2 separate regions of the Homo sapiens genome follow, and region 1 is linked to region 2. A link is a contact called in ENCODE Hi-C or POLR2A ChIA-PET data. All regions are on one chromosome and are shown on one strand. The core of a region is the stretch at or near the end of the contact, and the rest is flanking DNA. Distances in the headings are between cores, read along the strand shown. Region 1 has its middle 130 kb from the start of TNFSF18. Region 2 overlaps LOC105371618 (a long non-coding RNA gene).

Evidence for each region. Hi-C counts contacts between places; a loop is a spot of excess contacts on that map. ChIA-PET counts read pairs that join two places held with the same protein, here RNA polymerase II (POLR2A). Pooled maps may share reads with other maps.
Region 1: a map of PC-3 shows a loop between it and region 2 (4-fold over the local background). The contact joins two enhancer-like sites. A Hi-C loop is called at or near these places in 6 of 168 maps with a recorded cell type or tissue (CD14-positive monocyte, IMR-90, PC-3 and 3 more) and 7 of 50 pooled maps. POLR2A ChIA-PET finds 5 or more read pairs at or near these places in 9 of 52 experiments (AG04449, AG04450, BJ and 6 more).

What each region holds. Positions count from the first base shown.
Region 1 is chr1:172,916,774-172,920,887 of GRCh38, reverse strand. No RefSeq gene overlaps it. Among named protein-coding and RNA genes, the nearest start is that of TNFSF18, 130 kb to the left of the region's middle. Within about 2 kb of position 2,772, at least 5 of the 41 ENCODE cell types and tissues checked have a DNase peak (open chromatin) inside an H3K27ac peak, as active enhancers do; they include endothelial cell of umbilical vein, where a contact is called at or near this core.
Region 2 is chr1:172,823,604-172,827,660 of GRCh38, reverse strand. It overlaps LOC105371618 (a long non-coding RNA gene), which reads left to right. Exons shown (of 3, transcript XR_007066734.1): 3 at 2,472-2,536. Among named protein-coding and RNA genes, the nearest start is that of FASLG, 170 kb to the right of the region's middle. Within about 2 kb of position 1,485, at least 9 of the 41 ENCODE cell types and tissues checked have a DNase peak (open chromatin) inside an H3K27ac peak, as active enhancers do; they include endothelial cell of umbilical vein, where a contact is called at or near this core.

The DNA.
Region 1 (4,114 bases), core at 1,523-4,022, 92 kb before region 2:
ATAATATACACAGAAGACACTCAACAGATAGCTGAAGATGTAATGAATAAACAAATGCATCTTTTCTATACACATGTTGGACCCCAACATATGAAAGTGTTTTTCCTTAGTTTCTAATAAAATTCCTTTGGGAAATCCCAGTATGATTCAGTTGTGCCATGGAAAAGGCCAAAATTGATTTTGGTTGTGACAGCACTCGGATCACAATCTTATGAGAGAAGTGTACCTTTCAGTACAGGATAAGGCAGTAGATGTAAGAATCAACATAACAAAATCTCAAAGGGAAGAGGAAACTTGAACTGTAGAGTCAGCTTTGCCTAACTGGTTCCCCCAAACTCTATGGAGGTTTTCCTCCTGGAATTCTTCTCTGCTAAAATCTGTAAGATTTGGTGTTTTGGTTTCATAGTGAAGGGTGTTTTCTCTAAAGATAACAAAATATCAATCTCTCTGATGCAGTATAAATGAAAGAAACAGATCCACGGCAAAGTAAAGGGGCTGACCTCACATAGGGGCACAGAAAATTCATCAATTTTCATAGGAAGGGAGGGAGAACCTGTGGGCACAGGGGCAGGTAAGTTGAAGGTTTGAAGAAGAAGAATGAGGAGGTTATTTTCTGATTGTTCTTATCTCCTCAGTGAAGAACCAAGCAAAGTAATCAGCTGAAAGGAAGGAACAGTAGGTTTATTGGAGGATTGAAGAGAGAGGAAACAGTGTGAACCAAAGCTATCATTATGTAGGGAAGGGATGTGCTAGTAAGTCCAGTGTGATTAATGTCATTTGAGGTTAGTGCTGCAGCTCTATTCAGCTACTCAGTGCAAACAAAAATAGGTGAAGTATTGGATTTAACCACGTGAATGTAATGAAGATCTAAAGGGATGAGGCAGTTGAAGGTGTATGTGACAGAGCAATGATGAGGATAATGAACCAATCGATTAAACTGAGAAAGGTGAGAAGAGCAGCTGTGGAAGGGATAATGAGCAATGAAAAGAGGAAACAGTGAATGGAAAAGATTCCATGGGCAGTGGAGGAGGGTTACAAGAAGAACTGAATTGGAAACATGCAAGTAGGGATCAGAGAGTTTTGAGGGAGATTTGGTTCTTGCAAAGTATATGGTCTAGGGTATAACTCTGGGAGTAGATGACTGAGGTGAGCTGGGGTAGCATTTAAGAGCATTGGGAAAGAGATCAAGGGACTGAGAGAACAAGTATAGAATGGATTGTCCCTGTGGATATTGAAGTAATCAAAAATTCTGATAAGAGTAGTGGGTGAGGAAAAACATGGTGAACTGGAGGCTAAAATTTTTTATTGAAAAGAGAGGTGAGACTTAGGGCTTAGGAGGTAGGTAGGTGATGAGTATGGAATCTACTGGCAGGCATTTTCAGATAATGTTTTTAAAGGATTAACAATATTTGGGAGAAGCACTGAGAATCAAAGACACATATCTCATCTCTAGTATATAGTACAAGGTTTATGAGAGGAAAAAAAACATCTTCACTTGAAAGGGATGTGGGAGAAGCAGTATGTTTAAAGGAGACCCGGATTTCACTTAGGACAAGCTAATGAAGAGAGTTGCGAGAGAAGAGGCTGTGTATACTGGAGATATTGTTGAGGCTTGACCATAAGAAGAGAAACCAGAGAAAGGGTTTGGGGGACCTGCCTGGGAAGAGATGGGAGATGGAGTCAAAGTAGGAAATATAACGAGCAGTGTGAGGAGAAGAGAGGCAGGATAACCTGAGGGCATGCCCTAAAGACTCCAAGGTGAAGGCAGATGATCGATTCTGACTACAGCGCCTTCTTGCATTTAGTCCTTAGGCAGTTTGTGGTGGTAAGTTTTGGAGGAGTATTAAACATGAGTTTGGGAGCCTGGGAAGGGTCTCACTAGAGGCATGTAGAGCTCTGTGGGCCTCCTTTCAATCCTGGAATGGAACAATTGCAGATATTCAAAAGACGCTCTATGGGCTTGCTTTCTGTTAAGTAGATGCTAACTGATCATTTGTTTTATTCGTTTATCAATTATTTATGGGGAGCCCACAATGTGGAGGGCACTGTTTTAGACTTTGGATAAACAAACACACCTTTGGGTCTCCTGGACTTTACGGTTTAGTGGGAGAGAGATATTTAAAGTAAATAAACCAAGAAACACAATATCCAACTGTGCCATTGCTATAAAGACAAAGAACAGGGTGTAATGAGATCATGCAACCGGGTACCTTATGGTATTTAATTCTTCTACATTCTTTGAGTGTACCATGTTGCCTAGCTCCAAAAACACAGCTAAGAAGTAAAAGTGAAAACATATGTTAAGGTTTGATTATTTTCTGAATTAACTAATGAGACTGATTAAGGTGAGACTAAGAAGTAGTGAGACTGATCCCAAAAAGCCACCAAGAAATTACTAATTGCCTCATAATTATAATATCCAGATAAAACTTATTTTTCTACTAGTATATAGCCCTTCTCTTGAATTAACTTTAAACTGTAATTAAGTGACCAGTGTTGTTTAAATATGAGAAAACATTGTGTGGATGTCACTTTGGCACAGAGATACCAGATATGAATAAATGGGAAAACCTCAACTCCATTCATTGTTCTGGGTGGAGGTGGTAGGAAGTTGCCCACAATAAAATGCAAAAGTGCCTTCTGCTGAAATGTGCCCTGAGCCCACTTAGTCACAATATTAAAATGCAGATCCAAGTATTTGGAACAATATGCTCAACTTCTGGTCTATAGCTCCTGAAATGCACTGGGTCCCTATGACTCACTGGCAGAACACGGTTGAAAGAATGTCGAACTCATAAGAGAAAAATGTAACTCCCTGAGATGAATACAACCAACAAGAGAGTGCTTGCCAATGAGAAAATATTGAATTGTTAAAATGCAGTTCTGGAGAAGGCAATACAGGTGTGGAAGGAATATTCTATACTTGTCTCTATCACAGGAGTGTGTTGCTACTTCCAGCAAACTCACTTTCCAAAGAGAAGTCTTCGTAACATTTCTTCAAGGCCAATAATGCCAAGAGTGAAGTTTGCATAAGCTTTAAAAATTTCCCAACTTACCTACCAACTGAAAAATAGGTCAACTTTCAGTCTCAAGAGTAAGAAACTAAATGCATCAATGGGAAGAAACTAACTGCATCAATGGGGTCCTTTTTCCAGTTCAAATTAGGGACTTTAAGTCAGTTTTCCTTGGGAGTCTCCCAGCCTGAAGGAAATAAAAAAAAAAAATAAAAGCAATTAACACCACTTCAGAACTAGACTAGAGATCCACAAGGTAAACATTTTGAGAAAAAGCTAAGAAAAAATCCAAAAGATGAAGGAACAAGGCATCCAGTTCATCCAGAATCCTTCAAGCTTCTCTTTAGACTCATCCACTCACCCACCCATCCATCCATCCATCCATCTTTCCATCCAACTTTCTATTTGATTTTTGTTCGGCTGTCGTTGACCAAGCAGCTACTAAGTGTCTAGCTGAGGTTCACATATCGACAAGACACAGTTCCAGTCTTTGAGGAGCTAATTTGTAATGTTGCAACAAGCCACCAGGTAACCACACAGACAATTTCCATACTATCTAAGAACTGTCATGATAGAGTTAGCACAGGTGCTTTGGGGACACATAATAGGGTGGGGAACTTCATTCAGTAAAGGGCAGGGTAGAGGGGGAGCAGGTCAATGTCTTTAAGGAAGTCATATCCATGCCAAGATGTGAAAGGGGTAGGAGTCAGGCAAAGGAGAGAGGAGAAGGAAAAGTATGGATAAAAAACAAGTGTGTGCTGCTCATTCCTGGGTAGAATCTACAGTGGCCAGGCTTGTAACTCAGCTTGGGCCCCAGTAGGCTCTGTAGGAATGAAGGGTCTCCTGAGGCTCTAACATCCACTCAGACCCAAAGCAGTGAGGCTAGAGGGCTAATAAAATGTGTGGTGATATAAATGTTTTCAGTAAATATTTACATGAGGTAAATATTCAGTGATGGGTGATGGAAGATGGAAGATGGAGCCAGAAGGTAAAACCCTTCTGGAAAGTAATATTTTAGGCCAGAATCTAAAAGTGAGTAAATTCAGGTGAGTAAGAGAATGGAAACAAGTATCCTAAGCCTAGCAAATGCCACCTGCCAT
Region 2 (4,057 bases), core at 236-2,735:
TACCAAGACAAAAGTGGGAAAGAAATTTGAGACAAAGGGAACAAAATAAATGAATGCAGAGACATAAACAGTGGGAAGGAGGTGAGGAACTAGAAGCCTGGTAGCACTAGACTATAATGTTGTGAAACAAGAACTGGTGAGAGATGAGATGGGAAGTGACTGGAGAGACTAAGCCAGGCATTTGGGGTTTTGTAAACTATATTAAGAACTTTGTACTCTAATCTGTAAATGATGAAGAACCATTAAAAATGTTTACACAAGGAGGTTAAATGATTGGGTTTTGCTTTTAGAAAAAGTATGCTCCTTACGTTGTAGAGACCAGATTTAAGGGAAGCAAGTCAGGAGAAAGGAAACTACAGATTGCGATGTTCCAAGGAGAGGACAAGGACCTAAGTAAGGAAATCGTTATTGGGGATGAGCCTGAAAACAGATTTAAAAAATAGTTATGAGCTAAAACCATTAGACCTTGCTGATTGCCTAGATGTAGAAGGCCCAGGACAATGAGAAGTCTTACATAATTATTTAATCTCTGGTTTGGGCAACAAGATGGTTATGCCAGTAATTAAGCTAGAAATAAAGGAACCATTGGTGAACAGAGAACAACAATGAAGACAGTTCCAGGTATGTTGAGTTTGAGATTCTTCTGGGACATATCAAGCTAAAGATTACATATGAGTTCTAGGGTAAAGATTAAGTTTGACATTAGTTGTCATTCCAGTTATAAATGAAACAATGACAAGGATGAAATTCCTCAAGCAAAGTATGTAAAGAAATGGAGACTTTGGGGTAATGTTAGAAACCTGGGTTATTGTAGTTACTGGACACACAGAAGAGGAAGAGCCCCAAAAGACAAGAAAGAAATCACTCAAAGAAGCAAGAGGAATGCCAGGACAGATTGGAGTCAAGAAACTAAACCAGAGGGTTTTAAGATAGGGCGTAAGATACGGACTGAGAAAGCATCCTTGGGTTTCGCAATACAAAGTTCATTGGTGACCTTTAGAAGTGAGTCTAGGCTCCGAACCGTGATGTGTTGAAGTGTAAATGAATTACAGTCATGAATACAGTTTACTTAGCTGAAAACGAAAGGAGAAGAATTAGGGCACAGCTAGAGGCGATGCAAGGCCAAGAAATAGCTGACTGAGGCTAAAGGAATACAGATTGCAGAGGCACACAGTAAATGAGGGTCTTTATTTCATTACAAATATACAGTTTAATACTCAAAAATATCTTTCAAACACGAGGTCAGAAGGGAAATAAAGTTGCATGAATTGCCTTTGGTAGAGTTCTAACTACTTTGTGTACAGGAACATTATGTTTCTATTTTCACTGGGACCCAGAAGCACGCAGAGCTGCCTCCTCTCTTTCGTCACATGTCTCCTGAGATCCTTGAATAACTCAATTTTGGGATGTAATCATTTTGCTTTCAGGGAAGCTGAATACCATTTTTGTGAGGAATCATTCCACCACCATGTGGCTACTCTTGAGAATAGCATTTTTCTCAACTTCCTCCTAGAGCTAGCTACTGGGTTGAGTTCCCAGAGAAGGAGAATTCCACAGCTCAAAGAACTTTAGAAACCCTCTCTTTATTTTGCAGATAAGGAGAGCAAAGATAACTTGCCTAATTTTTCAAAATTTCCGTATATTTTAACTGGTTATGAATATTTTATACATTATGAGTGATTATATATATATAAAGCAGACAACAAAAAACACATACAAAATCTTTCCATGTTCATTCAAACCCAAGGACAACATCCCTGTCAGACTGTCTTAAGTAAAAAATATTGATGAAATGCAGCAATACACAGAGATCAGTGTTTCTAAACTAATCTTTAACAACAACATCCTGCCTTGAGGCTAACATGATGTTTTGTTTAAATTTAAGCCATTTCCAAAAAAAGTTTTAATTTCCGCAAGTTCAGATTGGTAAAATAGAAAGCATACCTACAGAGGATCAGTCCTTAGGTGATAATTAGAATGTGTTTATTATCTTAAGATATAAAACCCAGTTGTATAATATCTTTTGTCATTTTGCTTTTCTCTATCTTTTTTTGTGATAATAAAAATAACAGATGTCATTAAAGAAAATGTGAAGGTTTCAAGGGAAAAAGACATAAAAGTCACTAAAAGAGTTCATAACCCAATAGTATTTTAAAAAATTTTTTGGCACTTTTAATCCCTTATAACTGCTTTAAGTTAAAGAAATCAAGCTCACTATTTTATTTATCCCATTGAATTAGCTAAGAGTTAAAAAATGATTTCTTATATTTACAGAAGTTATTTCACTCTTCATATTAATCACACTTAATCAAAAAGTGTCACAAACTCTTAAGACTTTAAATAAATGTAAAACTGTTAAAACAGAGCAAAGTTGACAAGGTTTGGGCCACCTTTATGCAAGGTGGCATCTTCAGCCAGACTGTCCATATGTTCATTAATGCTGTCTTTAATTATTTCTAAAAATCTTTAAGGCATTGGCTGCTCCCTGCATCTTTAATCTGCTGGTCCAAAGATGCTTCTGGTGAATGGAAGTGCTCTAAATTAGCAAAACTAGAATAACCTAAGCTTTGAAATGTTTCAAATCAAGGCAATGGACTTCTTCTGAATAGTACAGTTGATCCTTGAACCATACAGGTTTGAACTGTGTGGGTCCACTTACAGAGAGATATTCTTCCACCTCTGCCACCCCTGAGCAAGATCAACTCCTCGGTCTCAGCCTACTTAACATGAAGACAATGAAGATGAAGATCTTTATGATGATCTAGTTCCACTTAATAAACAGTAAATATATTCTGTCTTCCTTATGATTTTCTTAATAACATTTTCTGTTCCCTAGCTTTATTGTAAGAATATAGCACGTAATACATATATTAATAACATATAAAATTCAAAACAGTACAAAATGGCTGTTTATGTTATAGTTAAGGCTTCCAGTCAACAGTAGGCTATTAATAGTTAAGTTTTTGGGGAGTCAAAAGTTAAATGCAGATTTGCAACTGCACAGGGTCAGGGGAGTTGGCACCTCTAACCCTTGTGTGTTGTTCAGGGCTCAACTGTAATGATGTCAATAACGATGACGATAACACCTTCTAAACCTTTTAAAGCATAAATGTTTTATGAACCTCTCATTTAGTCATCTTAACAACCCAACTTTACAAACGAAGGATTGTTAAGTAATGGCCCTACTTCACACAGCTAATATTCAGATAGTTCCTCTCTGCCCTAAAACCTGGAAGTGTGTCAGCTTCAGTAACCACAGTCCCATAGTCCAAAACAGTTTCTAAATACTGAATGCTTAGCCAGCCCCAGGGTTTCTGATTCTTTTCAAACTACATCAATGTGATTACATCACACCTGCAGTGGGTAAGATCTTGTAAAATTATACCTGCCCCACTTTTTTGCTTTTTTTTTTTTTTATTAAGTCAGCCTAAGGAGTTCATTTCTGGGGAAATACCAGGATATTTTACAAAAGAAATGCAAAGAGAAAAAAATGTGCTAATATTCAGTTTCTGATATACAAAACAGAATTATTCAGAAGCCAATATTCTGACAGAGGGTTTTTCCAAACTCTTTTATTACCCCACATCAAGAACCCAACTCACAGACATGGCTCATCGTGTGGAGATGATAGATCCCTGGGTCTCTGATGGCAAACCCCCTGAGAGTCTTGCTGCTCAAAGACATGACTCTGGAAATAAAAGGAAAGGCCACTCCCCCATGAATTTTTAATAAAACACAGAAAATTAGAAGGCAGGAGAGCAAGACTCTTAACCATGTGTATTCCAATTGCCCCCATTCCAGGCCTTGGCCCATGGATGAGGGAATGCATTAGAGTAAAACTGAGGGCAAGAGGGCTGCTTATTCCCTGCTCCCTGTTGAGGCATCTGGGGAATAATTACACCAACCTGATATATGACTACATCAGTTAGGAAGCTCAGTGTGGAGGGAGTCTCTTAAGTTCAGCTTTCCAAAGTAACCTTTGATTCCCATGGGGTATCAGGGATGAGTCAAGATCCAGCCACCAGCTGCTGAATCCACAGTGGCAGTGGCCTTATTG